Linked DNA regions of Homo sapiens: region 1 is linked to region 2. The links are chromatin loops, found by intact Hi-C in ENCODE. Cell type or tissue: Caco-2. All regions are shown on one strand. Links, peaks and the distances in the headings refer to the core of each region. The heading gives the core; the rest is flanking DNA.

Region 1 (10,500 bases), core at 4,210-6,709, 190 kb after region 2:
TGGCAGGTGTGTCCCTGAAGCCCAATACAAAAGCTTAAATAGGAGTACTGTGTAATGTTTGCTATAGTTTGAATGTATTTATCTGTCTAAAATTCTTATGTCAAAAACTTAATCCCCAAGGCAATTGTATTAAGGCAATTGAGGGGTCCGTTAGGTGGTGATTGAATCACGAGGCCTCAACCCTCATGAACGAATTAGTTCCCTCTTGAAAGAGGTGCAGGGAACTAGCTAGCTCCTATGATCTTCTTGGAGACACAGCATTGGCCCCTTCTGCCATGTGAGGACACAGCAATAAGATGACATCTTGGAAACTAAGAGAGGATCTCACCAGACACCAAACAATGAGTTTAGGGAGAGAAGAGAGTTTCAGGAGAGAGAAATGAATGTGAGAAGTACAGGAGTTTCCAGGAGTCCAGATAATGAGTTCTTTTCAAGGGACTATATATATGTCCCTTCTCTAGCTTTGCCAGGAGAAGTTTAGAATATACAAATTCCATTTCAAAATAAGAAACCTCCTGTACAGTTTTGGGGGATGATAGATATATTATCCAAGCAATGCAAAATGATACATTATTAGCTGGAGTTTTTGGCTCCGAAGTCTGAGATAAAGCTACGTTAAGCAGGTTGAACCATCTGGGACTTCTTCATATGCTAAACTCCTAAGCAGTCTTAGACTAAACATGACAAAGCTCTATTTATCTCCCCCTACATTAATTCACAAACCTGACTCTCAGGCCAAACCACTGTGATGCAAGGAAATATAAAAAGCAGATCAACACACACACATGTCTGTCAACGTAAATGGAGAGGAGTCCTTGGCCTGGTGCCCAAGTTGAGCACGCACAGTACAGCTATTATGTGCAAGTTGCCCTCACATTGCCATGCCTGGCCACAGAGTGCTTTCCAGGGTACACATCTAGTACTTGATATGAAAGTTTTCAATTTTTCAGTCCATGACCTCACTGATTCTTTAAGGTAAGTACATTTACACAAGAAGCCCAGCTCCTAAAGAGGTTGTGTCTCTTGCCCTGATCAGAGTGGTTGAGCTGCTTTGTAAAACAAGGAGCCTGAGTCCATAGCATTCACTCTTAGCATTCACTCTTTCCCACTATGCTACTATTAATGTCTCGTTGACAAAATATTTTCATTCATGTTCTCTCAGTTGACCTTCTCAGCAAAACTGAGAAACACAAAGTAGGTATTGCCAGTATTTCACTATATAAGTTAGGAAACCAAGGTTCAGGGGATTTTATTCAATGTCCACAACAGCTAACTGGCAGAGTGGGGGTGACATGTTTTATAATCCCAAATCCAATTATCTTGCCACTCTGCTATCTCTCAAAATTTGTAAAGTTACTGCTGTTTTCTGTTTTTAACTCATATCTAGGCAGCTTCAATTCAGTCACATGCTTTGGAGAATAATATAATGCATTTCTTGAAGATCTGGGGTCATCTATTGGAGTTAGATAATGACTTGTACACTTATTTTACACATTACATTGCAGTTGATAATAAAATAGGAGTTCTGAAAACAGTAGAATCATTTGAGGCTTTACTAAATCATGTGGATCACTACCCATTTCTGTCTGGACATTTATAGATTCAGAATTCATTCATTTAAATATCAGGGCTCCTAAGTCAAATACACACACACACACACACACACACACTGAGTTTATTACAGAATTTGAGGTAGAATATATGTCCTTTAGTTAGGTTGCGTTTAAATTACTCATCCTGCCTATGGAGTCTGAAACAACAATATGGAAGAATAGGATTTCAAACATGTGAAACATTATTGTTGTAAAGCCAAATTAAGTAGATGGGAGATATTAAAGTTAAGGACTGAACAGAAAATGTATGGGACATAGATTCAGGAGATCTCAGCGAACTATAGGGAATGTTGGAAGAAGTTGTTGACACATACACAAAACAGTACTAGCATAATGCTGAGTCAATTTTCAACCCCAGCTTTTAAAAGCCAAAAGCAGTCTTTTAAAAAGAGTGACTGACATCTAATTAAGTTGCATTATGATCAGGAAAGACTGCCATTCCCAAACCTTTTACAAAGTCTTTATTAACTTACTCAAGTCTCAATGAAGTCGTTTTAAAGCCAGAGGGAAAACATAAAGAGGCATACATGTCTATTAAATATTTAAAAAGAAAAGAAACACTGTGCTCACTTAAGAAATATCACCACACTAAGTCATAATTTTCATTTTGCCATACATTTTTATCATATCTTTTTTTTCTCTTCTTGCCTTTATATTCTTTATTCACACATCTCCTTTATTTTTACTCTGGTTTCCTTTGACTTTGTACACAAACCTAGTCATGTACTTTAATACAGCTTATTTATTCCATGAATTCCCCATCCTAGAGTTTGTGATATATAAAATTGTAATTTCCGCTTTATAAACACAAAATACATTTCTGTAGTCAATAAATAGATTTAGTGTGTTATATTGAATTTATTTTCACATGTTGTTTTTAATTTCTCATTTTATCTTTCTGTCTTCATTTTTTATTCTCTATAAATATATTCTACACTAAATACTTCATCAAGGTTTTGAAGGTAATACATTTTGTTAGCTTTTTTATGTCTGAAAATATGCACCTTGATTAATACATTTGGCTGAATATATAATTTGAAGTGATAGTTACTTTCATTCAACATTTTGAAGACAATACTCATTTTTTTTGTATCTGGAATTGTTTATTCTGTTATTATTCTGTGATTATTCTGTAATTAGCCTAATATTGTGTCTTTATATATCATTTTGCTTTTTTCAGGTAGTTTCAATATTTTCTGTCTAACATTGATACTCGCAGTTTCACTCCTTTTTATCTAGGTATGAGTTTATTTTCATACATCTTTGTTGGCACTTTTAATAAATATTCCATCTATGAACTCATTTTTTATCAATTCAGATATTCTTAGTTATTGGATCTTTGAGTGTTTAATCTGCCATTACCTTTATTTTTTCTTGAAACTCCTCCCATAATTTATTAAAAAATGTGTTAATAATTTCCCATTGCCTTTTAAAACCTCTCATATATTTTATTGGTTTTTCTATGCATTACTATCTGGGTCAATTTCTTGTTAGTAGAATCCAGTTAGTGTATTTTCACTTTTCCCATGTTTAGTCTAGGTTTTCAAAACTGTCTCAAAATTAAAGATGGTCTCTGACTCCTTGAGGGTTCAACTTGTGATTTTTCAGCTTTATGATGGTATGAAAGTGAAACATATTCCGTAGAATTGTACTCTGATCCCCATAAAACCATTTTGTTTTTCATTTTCAGTATGGTATTCAATAAATTACACAACATATTCAACACTATTGTAAAATAGCCTTTGTGTTAGATGATTTTGCCCAACTGTAGGACTTAAGGGAAAGAGATATTACAAAATGAAAAGAGAACTTTGAGTCCCCAGACTTCTATGGGCATGAAGACAGTTGAGAAAACAACTTAGCTGCAAATACAAAATAATTTTTTATGAAAAATCATGGATAATTTAAGAAGTTAGAGCCAAGGTCCTAGAAGGGAAGAACTGAGAGTCATGATGAATCATTCTCAAGCAGTAGGACTGAGAACTCATCAAGAAAATAGCTTTTAACTGTCTGCCCAGTATCTTCCCTTTTCTGACCTACTTACATAGGGAATTAGCATGGCAGTCTCAGGAAGTGATCTCATTTTTTTTTTTTTTTCAGTCTACTGTTTTTTTTGAGAGAGAGACACAGTGTCAATCCACAAGGGCGGTTTGAAATATTTCTCTGGATAGAAAGAGATGAAAATGACCCAAAGACCATACAAATATTGAAATACTACATTCCCAGCTCAACTCTAACTGTAGGCCATCAAGTTGTTGTTACCCAGTGTGCATGGTTGCTTGCTTTTCTCCAGAATCTTGAGAAATCATAGATGGAGTGTCTGACAAATAAGTTGATCCAGGGCTAGAAGTTTGCTGGTGAATATAAAGAAAAGAGAAATAGGGCAAAAAGTTGTATATTCACACAAGGGTTGTTAAGCTTTGTATAAACCAATGTTCCAAATGTAGGCATGGACATTAAAATAGGAGAGTTTGACTCGGAGAAAGGCAGAGATCAGGGAATGAGCAACCCCCTTGCTTGGATGACCTAGCTGCTTCAGAACAAATGGGTGATGGATGGATGTGTGGAAAGACGCGTTTAGAAAATAGATGTCTGAATTTGATATTTTGGATTTAGACATTTTAGGATTATCTAATGACTCAAAATATGATCATGTGAATGAGTAGAATGGAAGTAATGTTTACCGGAATTGAATAGTTCCATTTAAAGCATTGGCTCGGCAATTCTCATAGACACCAATTTCCCCAGCTGATGGCAAGACCAAAGACAATTACCTACCTGATAGAATAAGTTAGTCAATGGTAGGAGGCTGAGATGTTGATGGTTTGACCAGATTGGTAACATGAGCAAGTAGTCATATTGTTATTTAGCAAAAGTAGATATTTAAACAGTGTATGTTATGTATATGAATGTTACAACCACCTAAGTAATGTATATATATATATAAAATCCTGAAAAATTACAAGAATTATATAGAACAAAATGTTAACCATGCTCAATATCTTTGTCTTTTCTAGTTTTGTACATTTTTCCTTCTTGTTCTATATAGTTTTTTCATAATAAAAAATGAGAAATACATCTCTTTAAGCCATATTTATGAACTTTGAAAAATATTAATGACATCTATAAATGTTTTAACTGTCTTTATCTTATTTTCTTGTGGTCACACGTTACAGTTCTCATAAAAAGTAATTTATCATTAAGTGATATTATATAAGAAAAATAGTCAAGAATATTAACTAGCTGAATATTTTCATTTTCATATCTCTTTGCCTTTAGAACAGTCATGTATCTCTCTCCTTTATGTTTACTATGTGTAAAAGAGTGAATTGTTCTGAACAGTCCTTAAAATGGTTTCCAACTCTAATATTCTAGTATTTTAAAGTGTTTGTTAATTACGTACAATGAACTAATTATTATAAATAGTCTCTAAGATAAAAGACACATTTTGGGAGGCCAAGTTGGGAGGATAGCTTGAGCCCAAGAGTTCAAGACCAGCCTGAGAAATATAGTGAGACCTCATCTCTACAAAACATTAAAAAAATTAGTCAGCGTGGTGGTGCATACCTGCAGTCCCAGCTACTTAGAGGGCTGAGGTGGGAGGATCACTGGAGCATTGGAGGCAGGGGAAGTCAAGGCTGCAGTGAGCTCTGATAGCACCACTGCACTCCAGCCTAGGTGACAAAGTGAGACCCTATCTCAAAAAAAAAAAAAAAAAAAAAAAAGGCAAAGAATGAGATGGAATCCCTGACTATAAAGCTATTAAAATTGAGATGATCGTATAACCATAATGTCCCAGAGGATATTTTCCTGACATATGTGTATAAGTATCACGTACAGTTTTGGGGGTGACCTTTAATAAGATTCTAACATAATTATGCTTGTCATGATTTTGCTTGAAAATAATTTTACTAGAAAGTTTAGTAATTTCTTTATACCTAGGGCATATGAATAGTGATGGAGGTATCATATCTAAAACAGTGACATCTGGTGGCTTTAAGTGAGTCTTACAAGGTTACTATATTTAAATTTTAATATAAATGAGAGTAGTGAGGCTAAGGTCCGTAATAAAATGCGACAAATATGTTTACATCTATTTCTTTTAGAAAAGATGCAAATATTTGTATATACATGTAGTTTTACCTTACACAATTATGATGTAAACTCTATTATTAAAAAGCAAAAGACACAAGATACCTTTGGTCCAGTATTCATTTTTGTCATGCTATAGAAATTAGAAAAGTCCCACGTTACCATCATTTTATGTTTACTTTATATGTTATCTATTCCAAAATGGAAAATTTTGATTTGAGAGGAAAAAGGGCTATTCATCTGAAAAGCCCTGTCATATTCCTTGACTTTATAAGATATAAGACGTAAATAATATGAAAAGTAAAGCTCTCTCTCCCTGTTAGACTATTTTTAAGGCTAAGTTTTCCTTAAGACCTTTACTTTTCAGAACAATTTTTCTTTTCTTGCATCTACTGAATCAAATATCTGAATTATGATCTCTTCCGAATAACCATAACTTCTCTCATCTCTACCATTTCAACTCTCCAAAAGGTTGAGATTATAACTAGAAAACACTTTAAGGGCATAATGCATCTTCGATTTCTCTGAAGTCTTCCCTGGAATTTGTACAGTGCCAATAGTGCTGAGAACAAAGTTATGCGTTCAATAAATTCTTACTGAAATGACAGTCATCCTGATTCCGCCTTATTTACCACTGTAGTCATTTCCCTCTCAACCCCAAAGTAAGCCCTCATTCATATAACCTTCCTCTTTCTAAGGCTAAACTTTCTGCCTAGTCTCTTGACCCCACCTCCAACTATCTCTTCAGGGAACTTGCTCTATCAATTACACATTCTCTTTCCAGACTTTTCAATCATTTGCCTTTCACTTGATGTCTTTTTTTTTTCTGCTTTAAAAATGTCTCCTCCACAGTTGAAAACAAATCAAGCCAGCCAACCAAAAAAGCAAGCAAGAAGCAACAAGAAACTTTTTACCTCAAGCATAATTGTCTTTATTTCCTTTCATGGCCAAAATTCTAAAATGTGTCAACTTTGGTGCTTCTTTTGTATACTCTGACTCACAACTAATTTAACAGTATGTCTCCAGCACTTTGTCAAAACTTTTTATTTGAATTACCTCTCTGAGTACTTTTTTGGTCCTAAAGAACTTATGTTGAGAATCCCACATTTATCTCCCCATACCCAATTATATCTGCTATTCAAAGTGGCATTATGTACATTGTGCAATCCCGTGCCTTTGTGTCTTGAAGATTCTGGAGTAATAGTGTATTTTACCTACATTAATGTCTCATCAGTTTGTCCCTCATTGATGTGGGGCTCCTACCTGACAACATTTTGTTCAGGCCTACTTCAATCATGCTTATACTTTTTTTAAAAAAAGTATTTTGTTGTTATTGGTACTGTGACTTAAATTATCCTTCTTTTCCTCAAATTCAGAGGCTCCTTTCCACCAAAGTCAAGTCTCGGTTCATAGAAGGTAATAAAAATTTGTTACTTTATTAAAATCAGTTGTAAATTCCGCTGAAATCTCTTCCACACTAACACGTTTGCTGATTTTTTTTTAAACAAATGTTTTAAAATCTCTTAAGTAAAAAAGCCAACAACTACTGAAATAAACTCACTGCTCTACCCCATCTTCATATTGAAGAAGTGAATGCATTAATTTATGTTTAAATAACAGTATTTTCAACTAGGTGCAGTGGTTTATGCCTATAATCCCATTGCTTTGGCAGGCCATGGTGAGAGGATCACTTGAGGTCAGGAGTTCAAGACCAGTATAAGGAACATGACAAGACCCTGTCTCAAAAAAAAAAAAAAAAAAAAAAATTAGTCGCATATGGTGGGGTGCACCTGTAGTTCTGGCTACTTGAGAGGCTGAAGTGAGAGGTTCACTTGAGCCTAGGTGTTCAAAATTACAGTGAGCTATGATTGCAATACTGCACTCCAGCCTGGGAGACAGAGCAAGATCCTATCTCTGAAGAAAAAAACAATTGATTATGCTGCATAGCAATCACGCCAGGTATTTTCTATAGCCTAAAATCTTGACTATGATTTATCTAATATTATTCTCACTCCAGTTCACTTCCAACAAGATGTCTTTTTATTACTTCAGCCTTAACATTTATTACTTTAGTCTTAAAATAGACTTCTATTTTACTTCAAATTGTCTGCTTTGTCTGATTTCCCTCTAGTTTTATACTCCTGTAAATAAAAATAATTTTTATTTATTTCTACTGTGAGTTTCTCACATGAATATGGTTCTTCATACATATTTCTTGTATATACATAATTAGATTTACTTGGTTATTCACTTGTAAGATTCATTTGTGGACTTGGTAATTTATGAAATTCCTGGACTCATCAGATTTAATATGAAATAATAATGTGGTCATTTCTTGTTAAAGAGAGAAGTATGTGTAAGGTGAGACATTTATAGTGAACATTCTCTGCTATATTTCTTAAAATGTACATATATATCAGGCATAATAAGTGTGTGTATTTGTACATTTTTCTGCTTTGTATGCATTCCATTGCATACTCTTTTTCTTGTAGGTACAACTTCAAAAACAATGACAAAAGGACTGACCTTGCTAAGGTAATATTCTGTAAGTCGTAACATCTACCTTTACCTGCACATCAGGAGGTTGATGTAATTGTATGTTAACTGAAGCTCACTTAAGTACTTCTCTTTAACTTATTTCTTTGCTCAGAACTTTATAAATTCAATCAAATAATTATATATAAAGATGATTATAAAATATTATATATTGTAATATATGTATAACATACATACAGACATATTCAAAATATATATTTTAACTGTAACAAAGTACAAGTTATGTACAGATATAATTACCACAATTCCAGCACAAGTAATGGGAATAGCTTAGGTCTGAATCTGATTTGAATCTTCTGATTTTATTATTTCAGCTAGTGATGCTCTATTGATCTTTGAATGTTCACATTAGTCTATGTCAGATGCTTAACCTTCTGCATCTGAACTCATAAATTAATTTGTCTGTCATTCTCAAGTTGCTGAAAACTCAAAGGTTAAATGAATAATTGTCATCTATTTCTATATCTTCAGTTCCAAATATTATTATTATATGTTTCACAGATTTATGCACATTGAAATGCCAGGCACATTTACTGCTTCCTAGAGTGCTCTGAAAACAAAAACAAAAACAAAAACCTTCTACCAAGTTCCTAACATCCTAACATCTAAATAGATTAATATCTTTGACCATGTTATGAGAGGTTAGATGCTTATACTGAGAATGCACATAGATTTGAGGCCTGAATAATAAAGTTATTCACAAGTCTATATCAAGTTCTGTTGTATAACTAAGGACCTCCAATTATGACAATAGAAAGTTTGCTGTTTAAATATTTGGCAACCATTTAGGTATATGCTGTACAAGGTATTAGTGGTTTTGAAAGAAAGTACAAATTCAAACTGATCAATAGAAAAATATAAAATAGCATGAATATTCAAAAAGTGAGAAAGTTATTTCAGTTTGAGAAATGAGTTTATGAAGATGATATTTAATGTGTATCTTAAAGGCTAAATTAGTCTGATATTTAATGTTGAGGGTAATCTAATCATCTACATGGCCTTTGAAATATTATGCTTAGATCACATTTAGGAAGAACTCCCCAGTCCCCTTTTGTATTTAGATTCAATCTATTCTACCTGTGATTTCCCATGGACATATAAACCTCTAGCTTTGCTTGTATATTTTTAGCATAAGATACCTCTCACTATATCTTGTAAAAATGGTTAGGTTAGGGATTACAAGCTTTTAAGGAAGTATCAGCTTTTAATTTTAGAGAAGGCTTGAGTCACCAACCATGGTGGCTCACACCTGTAATCTCATCACTTTGGGAAGCTGAGGGGTGTGAATCACTTGAGCTCAGGAGTTTGAGACCAGCCTAGGTGACATAGTAAGACCCCCTAGCTACAAAAACTAGAAACAATTAACCAGGTGTGGTGGTACATGCCTGTAGCCTCACTACTTAGGAGGCAGAAGTAGGAGGACCGCTTAAGCCTAGGAAGTCAAGGCTGCAGTGATTGTACTACTGCACTCCCACCTGGCAGACAGAACGAGACTTTATTTCAAAATAAAGAAAGAAAGAAAGAATAAGAAACGAAAAAATAAGAAAGAAAAGACCTGAGTCAGACAGACTTATGGTCAAATTCTTTATCATCTATGATTTCTTCAACTGTCAAATACTACAATAATGGTAATTTGCAGGGCTTATAATAAAGGTCAAATTAAATAATACATCTGATATTACATTAGATAGTTATACAATATTGCAAGTACTCAAAACATGGTAATTAATTTCTAATACTTGTTTTTAAAATTACATTGAGGTGATAAGATTTTTGTTTAAGAATGGTGTATTGAGTCCAAACTCTTGTTGCCTTATATGTAAGAAATTCTTCTAAAATAATAGAACAGTAAAAACTTAGCAACAACCAAAAGTGAATAAAATAATGACAAACATAATATACAAATAACATTCTACAATAAAATTTTGGAAGCTCGAATGCAAAGTAGACTGCAGTTTTCTCATTTAGCAGACTGGAGAAATCTGAACCTCAAGCCTACAACAGTAAGTCCACAATCCTAGAAAAATCCAAGGGCAGAAACATAAATACTTCTAATAAGGATATGAGTAATGATAATAAAAACTTGAATGTCTATCTGAGGCTCTTCAATTGACAGATCTTCTTCCCCTGCCACAGAACTATGCTACCTTGCCTCCCTAAACTCCAGTAGAAAACTTCAGGTATGTCTTCTAGTATAGAGATATTAAACTAGAGTTTCTCATGAACAGCCATACTGAAA
Region 2 (10,500 bases), core at 3,414-5,913:
ACTTTCTGTTTCAAGAGTCTGACTACTTTATAGTAGTCTGACCTCATATAAATGGGATCATGCAGTATTTGTCCTTTATTAACTAGCTTACTTCACTTAACGTTATGTCCTCAAGGGTAATACAGTTGTGTCATATGACATGATTTCCTTCTTTTTACATTTGAATAATATCTCATTGTCTATATAAATCACATTTTCTTTATTCATTCATCTCTCAAAGGACATTTAGGTGTTTCTACCACTTGGCATTTCTGAGTAATGCTGCTATGAATGTAGGAGTGCAAATATTTCTTTGAGAGCCTGATTTCAATTATTTTGGATAAATACCCAGAAATGGAATTGCTGGATCACATGGTAATTATATTTTTAATTTTTTGAGAAACCTCCATACTGTTTTCCATAGTAGCTGCTCAATTTTACATTATCACTAACTACACAGGGGGTTTAATTTCCTCACATCCTTGACAATATTTATCCTTTGTTTTTTCATAGTAGCCATCCTAACAGGTTTGAGGTGATTATATCACTGTGGTTTCAATTTGCATTTCCTTTTATTCCTAGTTTGTTGAGTGTTTCTTTCTTTTTATCATCAGGAACAGGGTTGAATTTTGTGAAATGCTTTTTGTGCATCTATTGAGGTGATTATGTAATTTTCTCTTTGTTCCTTTGTTCTGTTAAATGTGATGTATTATATTGATTGATCTTTATGTTGAACCATCCTTGTATATCTTAGAAATTAATCCCATTTCATCATGGCGTATGATTCTTTTAACATGCTGTAACATTCAGTTTATTAGTATTTTGTTGAGAAATTTGGAACCTGTATTCATCAGGGATATTGGCCTGGAGTTTTCTTTTCTGGTAGGATCTTTTTCTGGATTTTTTATCAGGATAAATGCAGGATTATTTTTGGAATGCTAGAAAATCTTTACTATCGGCCTTACTCTGTCTACCCCCATACACAGAGTTCATAAATTCCCTGTCCGGAAATGAGACTAAGTCACACATGACACTAAAAGCAACATATAAAAATATAGGTGGTGTTACCTTATTTGTTTTTCAGATTTTTTTTCTGCTCCTAGGGTTCTGCCAGAAATGTCAATCTGCCCACTTTCTGAAAAATTTATCCAATTTGTTAGCATTAAAATTATGCAATGAATACAACGGCAATCAAATACAATACAATTTTTTGGGGGGGTGCTATCACAAAGGGATATCAATGTCAATCTAGAAAAAAATTAAAGTTTCAATGAATAAAACAAAGGAAAGAATAATAGTAGGTGTGGACTTATTCATTAGACACTAAAATTTAAAGGTACAGAAGTTAAAATAGGAAAACATTAATAAACAAAATAAGAAATCCAGAAAATTTGAAAATATTTAAAAATATATTTGACATACATGAAAATATAAATATATATTTCACATGTATTTGAAATCTCAGAGTAGAAATGTATAATCCACAACTGTAGTTGGAGGTTTGAAATGCTTCTCTAAATTATCAACACAATAATAAATTTTAAAATCCTCAAGAAGATAGAATAGCTAAGCAGTATCATAAACCGAATGGATATAATTGGCATTTATAGGACACTACCAAATGACAGTAGAATAGACATTATTTTCAAGTTGGTATGAAATCATTCATTAGTATTAATCATCATCTTGTAAAAGATAATGAAACCTTATGTAAAACAATTGAAAGCACACAAGTATGTTCCTTGATCATAATGAAATTAAATCTGCAAATCTGGATCTGCAGATTTAATCTGCAAATTAAATCTGGAAAATCTGCAAATATTTGGAAATCTAAAAATATATTTCAAAGTTATTTAAAAGCTTAAATAGGAAATCTCAATAGATATTAGACAATATTTTGAACTGAATAAAATTTAAAATACAACATTATCAAAAGCAGTGCTTAGAAGGAAGTTTATTGGAATAAATGCTAATATTAGAAAACAAGAAAGTCTCAAACCTAAAATCAAAGCTTTTCTAAGGAAACTTGAAAAATTAAAAACAGTAATTCTAAAGAAATCAGAAGAAAAGAAATAAAAATAGGAGCAGAGAGCAATGAAATTAATAGCAGAACACACACACAAAATGAATAAAACTACAAAAAGATGGTTAATGGGAAAAATGACAAAATTGATAAACTTCTAACTAGTCTGATAAAGAATAAAATGACAGAAGACATACATTTTTGTCAATATTAGAAATAAAACAGTGAATACTACTACAGACCATGCAAAGGTTAAAAAATTAATAAGAAGATGCTGGAAGAAAACTCTATGAACAAAAATATTTACAACTCAGATGACATGGACCAACTTCATGAAAGGGAAAAGTGTCTTCGTCCCTTCTGTTGCTATCACTGAATTCCTAAGACTAATTAATTTATAAAGAAAATGTTTCTTAGAGTTCTGGAGGCTGAGAAGTCCAAGATTGGGCAGCCACATCTGGTCAGCTTCTGGTGAGGGCCTGGTGCTGCATCATTACCTGACACAGGGCATCACAGGGTGAGAGAGGTGCACTGAGAGCCAAACTGGTTGTTATAATGGACCTGCTCCCATGGTAACTCATTAATCCACTTATCCATTAATCTATTAATCCATGAATACATGAATCCATTTATGAGGGTAGAATCCTCATGACACAACTTCTTAAATGCCCCATCTCTTAATACTGTTACATTAGAGATCAAGTTTCAACATGAGTTACAGAGGGACAAAACATTCAAATCATACCAGAAAGCTATCAAAATTTACTCAAAAGTAAACTTATTAAGAAACTTAAAATAATGGTTAAAATGGTATGGGAAAGGACATTTTATGCACAAGTCATGTCACTGGGAAGTAATATCAAGCATTTAAAGAAAAAAGTCAACTCCAAAAAAGTTAAAAAATGAACAGGAAGAAGACCTTTCCAATTTCTGAGTCAAGAATAGCTGTGATATCAAAACCAGATGGAAGATAGTACAAGAAAATGAACATACAAACAGACAAATTTTCATCATGAACATAGATCTGAAAATCCTCAAAAAATATTAGCAAACTGAATACAGCAATATATAAAAAGAATATTATACCATAACCAAGTAGGTTTTATTGTAGCAATAATAACTGGTTCAATATTCAAAAAATATATCAATGTAATACATTATATCATCAGTATAAAACAAATAAAAATGTGATTATATTAGTTGATAGAGAAATAGCATTTGAGAAAATTTAACATCTGTTCATGTTAAAAGCTGCCAGTAAACTTGGAACATAATAGAATGTTTACAAAATTTACTTAACCTACCTAACCTCATATTTAATAATGAAGTACTGAAAGTTTTCTCTTAAGATCAGAAAAAAAAAAAAAACCATGAATGTCTACTCTCATCATTGATATTAAGCATTATACTGGAAATCCTAGCCAGCATAATAAGGCAAGAAAAATAAGTAAAATGGCACATATATTTGAGATGAATTTCCAAGGTGTTCCTCGTGCTTCTTGTATTTGGATGTCTAGGTCTCTAGCAAGGCTGGGGAAGTTTTCCTTGATTATTCCCCAAATATGTTTTCCAAAATTTTAGATTTCTCTTCTTCCTCAGGAACACTTTAGGTCCCTAGTTTTGGTTGTTTAACATAATCCCAGGCTCTTTGAAAGCTTTGTTCATATTTTCTTATTCGTTTTTCTTTGTCGATGTTGGATTGGGCTAATTTGAAGACATTGTCTTCGAGCTCTGAATTTCTCTCTTCTACTTGTTCAATTCTATTGCTAAGACCTAACAGAACATTTTGCACTTCTATAAGTGTATCCCATGTTTCCTGAAGTTTTCATTGTTTTTTCTTTATGCTATCTATTTCCTTGAATATTTCTCCCTTCACTTCTTGTTTCGTTTTTTAGATTTCCTTGCACTGGGCTTCGCCTTTCTCTGGTGCCTCCCTGATTAGCTTAATAACTAACCTCTTGAATTCTTCTGCAGGTAAATCAGGGATTTCTTCTTGGTTTGGATCCATTGCTGGTGAGTTAGTGTGATTTGGGGCGGGGGTGGATGTTAAAGAGCCTTGTTTTGTCATTATCAGAGTTGGTTTACTTGTTCCTTCTCATTTGGGTAGGCTCTGTCAGAGGGAAGGTCAAGGGGTGAAGGCTGTTCAGATTCTTTTGTCTCACAGGGTGTTCCCTTGGCGTAGTACTCTCCCAATTTTCCTATGGATGTGGCTTCCTAAGAGCCAAGACCCAGCAAGTTTACCAGGCTCCAGGACTGGTACTGGGGGTTGTCTGCAAAGAGTTCTGTAATGTGAACTGTCTGTGGGTCTCTCGGCCATGGACACCAGTACCTGTTCCAGTGGAGGTGGCAGGGGAATGGGATGGACTCTGTGAGGGTTCTTAGCTTTGGTGGTTTAATGCTCTATTTTTGTGCTGGTTGGCCTCCTTACCTGGAGGTGGCGCTTTCCAGAGAGCATCAGCTATGGTAGTCTGGAGAGGAACCGGCAGTGAGTGGGGCCCTAGAATTCCCAAGAGTATATGGCCTTTGTGTTCAGTTACCAGGGTGGGTAGGGAAGGACCATCAGGTGGGGGCGGGGCTAGGCGGGGCTAGGCGTGGCCGACCTCACACTCTCCTTGGGCAGGACCTGCTGCAGCTGCTCTCGGGGTTGGAGGGGAGGTTCCTAGGTCAATGGAGTTGTGTACCTAGGAGGATTATGGCTGCCTCTGCTGAGTCATGCAGATTGTCAGGAAGTGTGAGAAAGCCAGCAGTCACCGGCCTCACCCAGCCACCCTGCCGCCATTAACAGCACTAGGCAGGCAGTGCGCAGAGCTGAGAACTTGCCCCAGGTTACCCGCCTCCCAGCTGCTAAACAAAAGGGAGGCTTTTCAGCTGGTTCAAATTGTTACAAAGTTCAGCTAGAGATTTGCTTTTACCTGCGGCGTTTTCCCCATACCACTGGCTGCCCTCCCGAAGAATTCCTGTGATGCCAGGCAGGAATGGCCTGGTTGGAGACCAGCTAGCTCCCAGGGCCTTTCCCGCTGCTTCCTCTACCCCTGTATTTCGCTGGGCTCTCTAAATGGATTCAGCTCCAGGTAAGGCCAGAATCTTCTCCTGCAAACTAGACCTTCTATTTACCCAGGAGGTGTGTGTGTTGGTTTGGGATGGTTGGGGAGGGCAAAAGCTCTCCCTTTCCCACTTCCGCAGTTTGGGCACTCACAGTATTTGTGGTGTCTTCCGGGTCCTGCAGAAACAGTCTGCTTCCTTAGAGGGTCTGTAGGTCCTCTTAGGATTCCTGATTTATTCCTGTAATCGTTCTGGAGCTAAAATACACTATGCGAACCCCCGCACACTGCTCTGTCTGTCAGAGTCAGAGCTTCAATCTAGTTCTGCATGCCGTCCGCCATGATGGACCCAAAGTGAATGGCACATATATTTGAAAAAAAAAACACAATGATTTCTCTTCACTCATGACATGATTATCTATTATAAACTTTCAGTGTTTTTTTTTTTCTAAAAAATGTCCTAAAACTAATAAGAGAATAATAAGATCACAAGTTACAAGTTTGGCATACAGGAATCAATTGCATTTCCACATATAATAATTTTGACATAATAAGCAATTAGAAACTAAAATGTCAGTATTATTTAGAATAGCTCTGAAATATAACAAGAATAGTTGTGAAAATATGAAATACAAATCTCACAGAAAATGTACAAGATCTGTCAGCTGAAAACTATGCAATATTGATGAAAGTAATCAAAGACCTAAATAAATGCAGAGACATAACAGGTTCCCAGTTTCGAAGTCTCAGCGTAATAAAGAAGTCTATTCTCCTCAAATCAGTTTATGAACTTAAAGTTAGTCTAATCAAGGTCCCAGTAGGTGGTTTCATTGATATTGACATGGTAAATCAAAAGTTTATATGCAAAAGTAAAGGAACTCCAAAAGATGAACAATTTTGGAAAGAAGAATACAGTTGGAGAAATCACAATACTGGATTTTAAGCCTTACTAAAAACCTGCAGTAAAACAGACAGTGTGAGATAGAATGATAGATCAATGGATTAAAATAGAGATTACATAAATATACTCAAATGTACTTGTGCTTCTCCTATACTTCCCCCAGTAGAAGTCTACTGTTACTTGTTTTTCAAAAAGCTAGATAGCCTAGTGGTAGGAAGAAATAAGCTGTGATCTCTGTTGTTCTGGTTGAACCTCTGTCTTAGGCATGCACTGTTTTCTTGTGTTTAGGGACTTCTTTAACTCTGCCCCTTCTATGGCTGCAGATACGGGGTCAGTGCGTAATCCTGTTTCTCCCACAGGACTACAAATTTCTTTTTCTTGTTCCTTTATCCCTTATTCAATGAGATTTCACCAATGTCCTTATAGGTTTTCCCCTATAGATTGAGGCTTTTGTTTCATGGTGGGGATAGTGAAGAAAATCCAGGCAAAATTTTTTGCTGCTTTTGCATAGGTGTGTTCTTTTTGTCTTCCAGGTCTGTCCTGCTACTTAGAGCTTTTTTTTTTTTTTTTGAATAGTATTTTCTGTAAGCATCCAATGGAGTTCATGGAGGAAAACAACCTAAAAGAGGTTACATATTGCCCCAGTTTGTTTGCTTGTTTGTTTGTTTGCCTGCATCCTAGGTATTTCATATTTCTGCATCAGCCTGCACTCCATTTTCACTCATTTTTTTCAATTATTCTATATTCTAACTGTTCATACCCGTAACTGGTTGCATTTACTCCAGATGTGCACATCCTCTCTTCTCTCTCCCCATGCAGACACCTCCTTAGGTTTTGGGTTGCTGGTTGTTATGGTACCTCAGCTTCTTTTTGTTAGATTAAAAAAAAGTCATAATTTGAATTTAATCCAGCTCTTTGTCTAGGTCTTCATGGCTGTGAAGATGGGAGTAATGCTTCTTCCAACCTGGGATGGAAGGTAGAATTCCCTTGCAAGTTAAAATTTTAAAAATAATTTACCAGTTAATGTTTTTAAAAGTGAATTAGTCTCATTCATCTTATTTTGCCTTATTTTAGAATTTTTTTTTTTAATTGAGACAGAATCTTGCTCTGTTGCCCAGGCTGGAGTGCAGTGGCACCATCTCAGCTCACTGAAACCTCTGCTTCCTGGGTTCAAGCGATTCTCCCACCTTAGTCTCCCAAATAGGTGAGACTACAGGTGTGCACCACCACGCCAGGCTAATTTTTGTATTTTTAGTAAAGACAGGGTTTCGCCATGTTGGCCAGGCTAGTCTCGAGCTCCTGACCTCAGGTGATTTGCCCGCCTCAAGAAAAATGTTTTGAGAGAATCATAGGTTCATGTAGAGTTGTAATAAATAATAAGATTCTGCATACCCTTCACCGGGTTTTTTCTGTGGTAATATTTTACATAAGCATAGCGAAATCAGCAAATTAATATGGATAAAAGGCACCAACATTATTTAGAATCCACAGTTTTACAAGCACTGATTTGTGTAATTCATGTGCTTGTGTGCACATATCTGTATGTGCATATATTTATTTCTATTCAATTTTATCGGATGTGAAGATTCACGTGACAACCACAGTCAAGATACAGAACAGATAGTTTCATTTCAGGGATCTTTCCTGCTATACTTTTACAGAAACATCCATCTTCCTTCCATCATTTCCTTCTCCAGTTCATAATCCCTGGAAATATCATATCTCTTCCTTTTCTCTCTAATTTTGTAACTTCAAAAATGTTCTATAAATCGAACAGGTATATCTAACCTTATGATTGGAGATTTTTACTCAGTAGAATTATCTTTATACACAAGTTGGTCTGTTTCTTCTTATTGCTAATTAGTGTGTATTCTGTGGTGTGATTGTACCACATTTTGTTTAACCATTTACCTGGTGGACATTTGAGTTGCTTCCATTTTGGAGCTATTATGAATAAAGTGACTATGGGCATTAGTTATATACAGTTTTTTGTGTAAACATCAGTTTTTCTGTCTCTGATACAAATGTGAAGGAGTACAGTTCTGGGTTGTGTGGTAAGCGCATGCTTAGTTTGTAAGAAACTGACATACTCTTTTCTAGAGTGCCTATGTGATTTTGTATTTCCATTAGCAAATGTGAGTAATGCAGTTCCCCTACATCTTCATCAGCATTTGGTGTTATCATATTTTGTTTATTTGTTAATTTTTAATTTAGTCATGCTGATATGTACATAGTGATATCTCATTTGGCTATTGATTTGCATTCCCTGAGGCTAATGATGTTGAACATCTTTTCATGTTGTCATCTGTTTATACTTCTTAGTGAAATGTCTGCTGCTTCTGCATAATTTTAAATTAGATTATGTTTTTATTGCTGAGTTTTGAACTTCATATATTCTAAATCAAGTGCTTTCTTGCTAGTGTAATTTGCAAATGTTTTCTCTGTCTATAGCTTATTTTTCATCTTCACAGAATCTTTTGAAGAATTAAAAGTGTTAATCTTAATTGTGATTATTACATTTTCCTTTTTTGAATCATGCTTTTGGTGTTAAGTCTAATACATCTTTTCTAAATCTAAGCTACAAAGATTTTCTCTTTTTTTTCCTAAAAAGTTTATAACTTTACATTTCACTTTTAAGCCCATGATCTATTTTGAGTTATTTTTTATTTTTTTTTTTTTTGAGATGGGAGTCTTGCTCTGTCGCCCAGGCTGGAGTGCAATGGCGCGATCTCCGCTCACTGCAAGCTCCGCCTCCTGGGTTCACGCCATTCTCCTGCCTCAGCCTCCGGAGTAGCTGGGACCACAGGCGCTTGCCACTGCGCCCGGCTAATTTTTTGTATTTTTAGTAGAGACAGGGTTTCACTGGGTTAGCCAGGGTGGTCTCAAATTCCTGACCTCGTGATCCACCTGGCTCGGCCTCCCAAAGTGCAGAGATTACAGTGGTGAGCCACCAGGCCCGGCCTTGAGTTAATTTTTACACGAAGTGTGAGGTTTTTAGGTTGAGGCTCTTTCTTTTACTTCCCATAATTTTTCAATTGCTCCAGCACCATTTGTTGAAAAAAACAGTCCTTTCTATATTTAATTGTTGCTTTTCTTTTTCAAAATTTGTTTGACCATATTTATGTGGTTCTATTTCTGGGCTTTTTATTCTGTTCTATTGATTTATGTTCCTTTTTCTCCACCAATAAAGCATTATATTGATTACATAGTTATATAGTAAGCCTTAACATTGAATTGTATGAGTCCTCTACTTTACTTTGGTCTTCATTAAAATTATTGTAGTTATTATACAGCCGTTTTGCCTTTCCATATATATTTCAGAATAAACTTGTCTGTGTCTATTTATAAAACCTTGCTGGGATTTTTATAGGATTTGCTTTGACTCTGTAGATCGATTTGGAGAGAATTGACATTTTTGCTATGTTGAACCTTCTAATTCATGAACATAATATGATTCCACATTAAATTGTCTTCTTAAATTTCTTTAATCAGTGCTTTTAAATTTTTAAATAAAGATTCTGTACATATTTTGTTGCTTATATATGAGTCATTTTTTGGAATACTTGAAAATGATACAGTGTTTTCAATTTTGGCTTTTGCACATTTATTGTTGGTGTAGAGAAATTTAATTGAATTTTGTGTGTTAATATTATATTCTGTGACTTCTATGAATTTACTTATTACTTTTGGAACTGTTCTTTATAGATTCTTGGAATTTTCTATGTAAGCAGTCACATAATCTGTTAATAGGGACAATTTTGTTTCTTCCTTTCCAATTGGCCCTGTCCCTCTTTCCCTCTTCCCATCCCTCCCTCCCTCCCTCTTTCCCTCCCTCCCACCCTCTCTCCCTTCCTTCCTTCTTTCCTTCCTTCCTTCCTTCCTTTCTCTTCTCTTTTCTTTCTTCCCAATTGAGAAGCCTAGAACTTCCAAGAGTGACGACAGAAGACATCTTTGTTTTGTTTATGATTTTTGAAGGAAAACATGCAGTCTTTCCATTAAGTGTGTTAACCATCAGAATTTTTAGAGATGCTTTTTATCATATTGTAGAAATTACCCTGTATTTTTATTTTTTTGAGAGTTTTTTTCATGGGTAGGTGTTGGATTTAGTCAATGTTCTTTGGTATTTATCCTGTTTATAGAACAACAAGCACAGCCAGCTATCTTAAAGTCAAAAAAATATATATTTTCATCGGTGTGAAAAAACTCTCTGTCTCATGTCTTTTGACCTTGTTTCTTGATTTGGTAAAGAGATACATAAAGGAATTTAGAAAATCCTTTCTCAAGGCAGTAGCCCATCTTACGAGACTCTAGTCTTGCTGCAAAATTCTATGTTAAATGTCTGAAACTAAACATTTATTCTTTATTTTTCATTGTATTCATTTGTAATGATCATTTTTTAATCCTTCAGGTTAATGCCTTGAGTCAAATAGGCAGAAGGTCCTACACTAAGAAAAAAGAGAAAAACATGTTCATATTTTCCAGATATCAACCTTTTCACATTCAAATAGTTGCTTGAAGGAGCTTAAATTTTGAGGCTTTAAGGTCATGAGAGACTA

The links. Hi-C counts contacts between places; a loop is a spot of excess contacts. Peaks named below come from ENCODE experiments on the same cell type or tissue, not always from the same donor. Only the 100,000 strongest peaks of a DNase experiment are listed, where the experiment ranks them.
Region 1: it touches region 2 in a loop (2.7-fold over the local background); 2 of 110 quality-filtered maps call a loop at or near these places.

The regions. Positions count from the first base shown.
Region 1 is chr2:78,346,502-78,357,001 of GRCh38, reverse strand. No RefSeq gene overlaps it. Among named protein-coding and RNA genes, the nearest start is that of SNAR-H, 400 kb to the right of the region's middle. In Caco-2, for the core only: a CTCF peak has its summit at 5,590 (motif pointing left); no DNase peak of the experiment used is centred there.
Region 2 is chr2:78,536,145-78,546,644 of GRCh38, reverse strand. It overlaps LOC124906027 (a long non-coding RNA gene), which reads left to right and starts at 4,755. Exons shown (of 3, transcript XR_007087117.1): 1 at 4,755-5,073. LOC105374820 (a long non-coding RNA gene) reads right to left here and starts at 1,114. Exons shown (of 4, transcript NR_136312.1): 1 at 1,048-1,114. In Caco-2, for the core only: a CTCF peak has its summit at 4,428 (motif pointing right); a DNase peak (open chromatin) is centred at 4,544; H3K4me3 peaks cover 1,294 bases.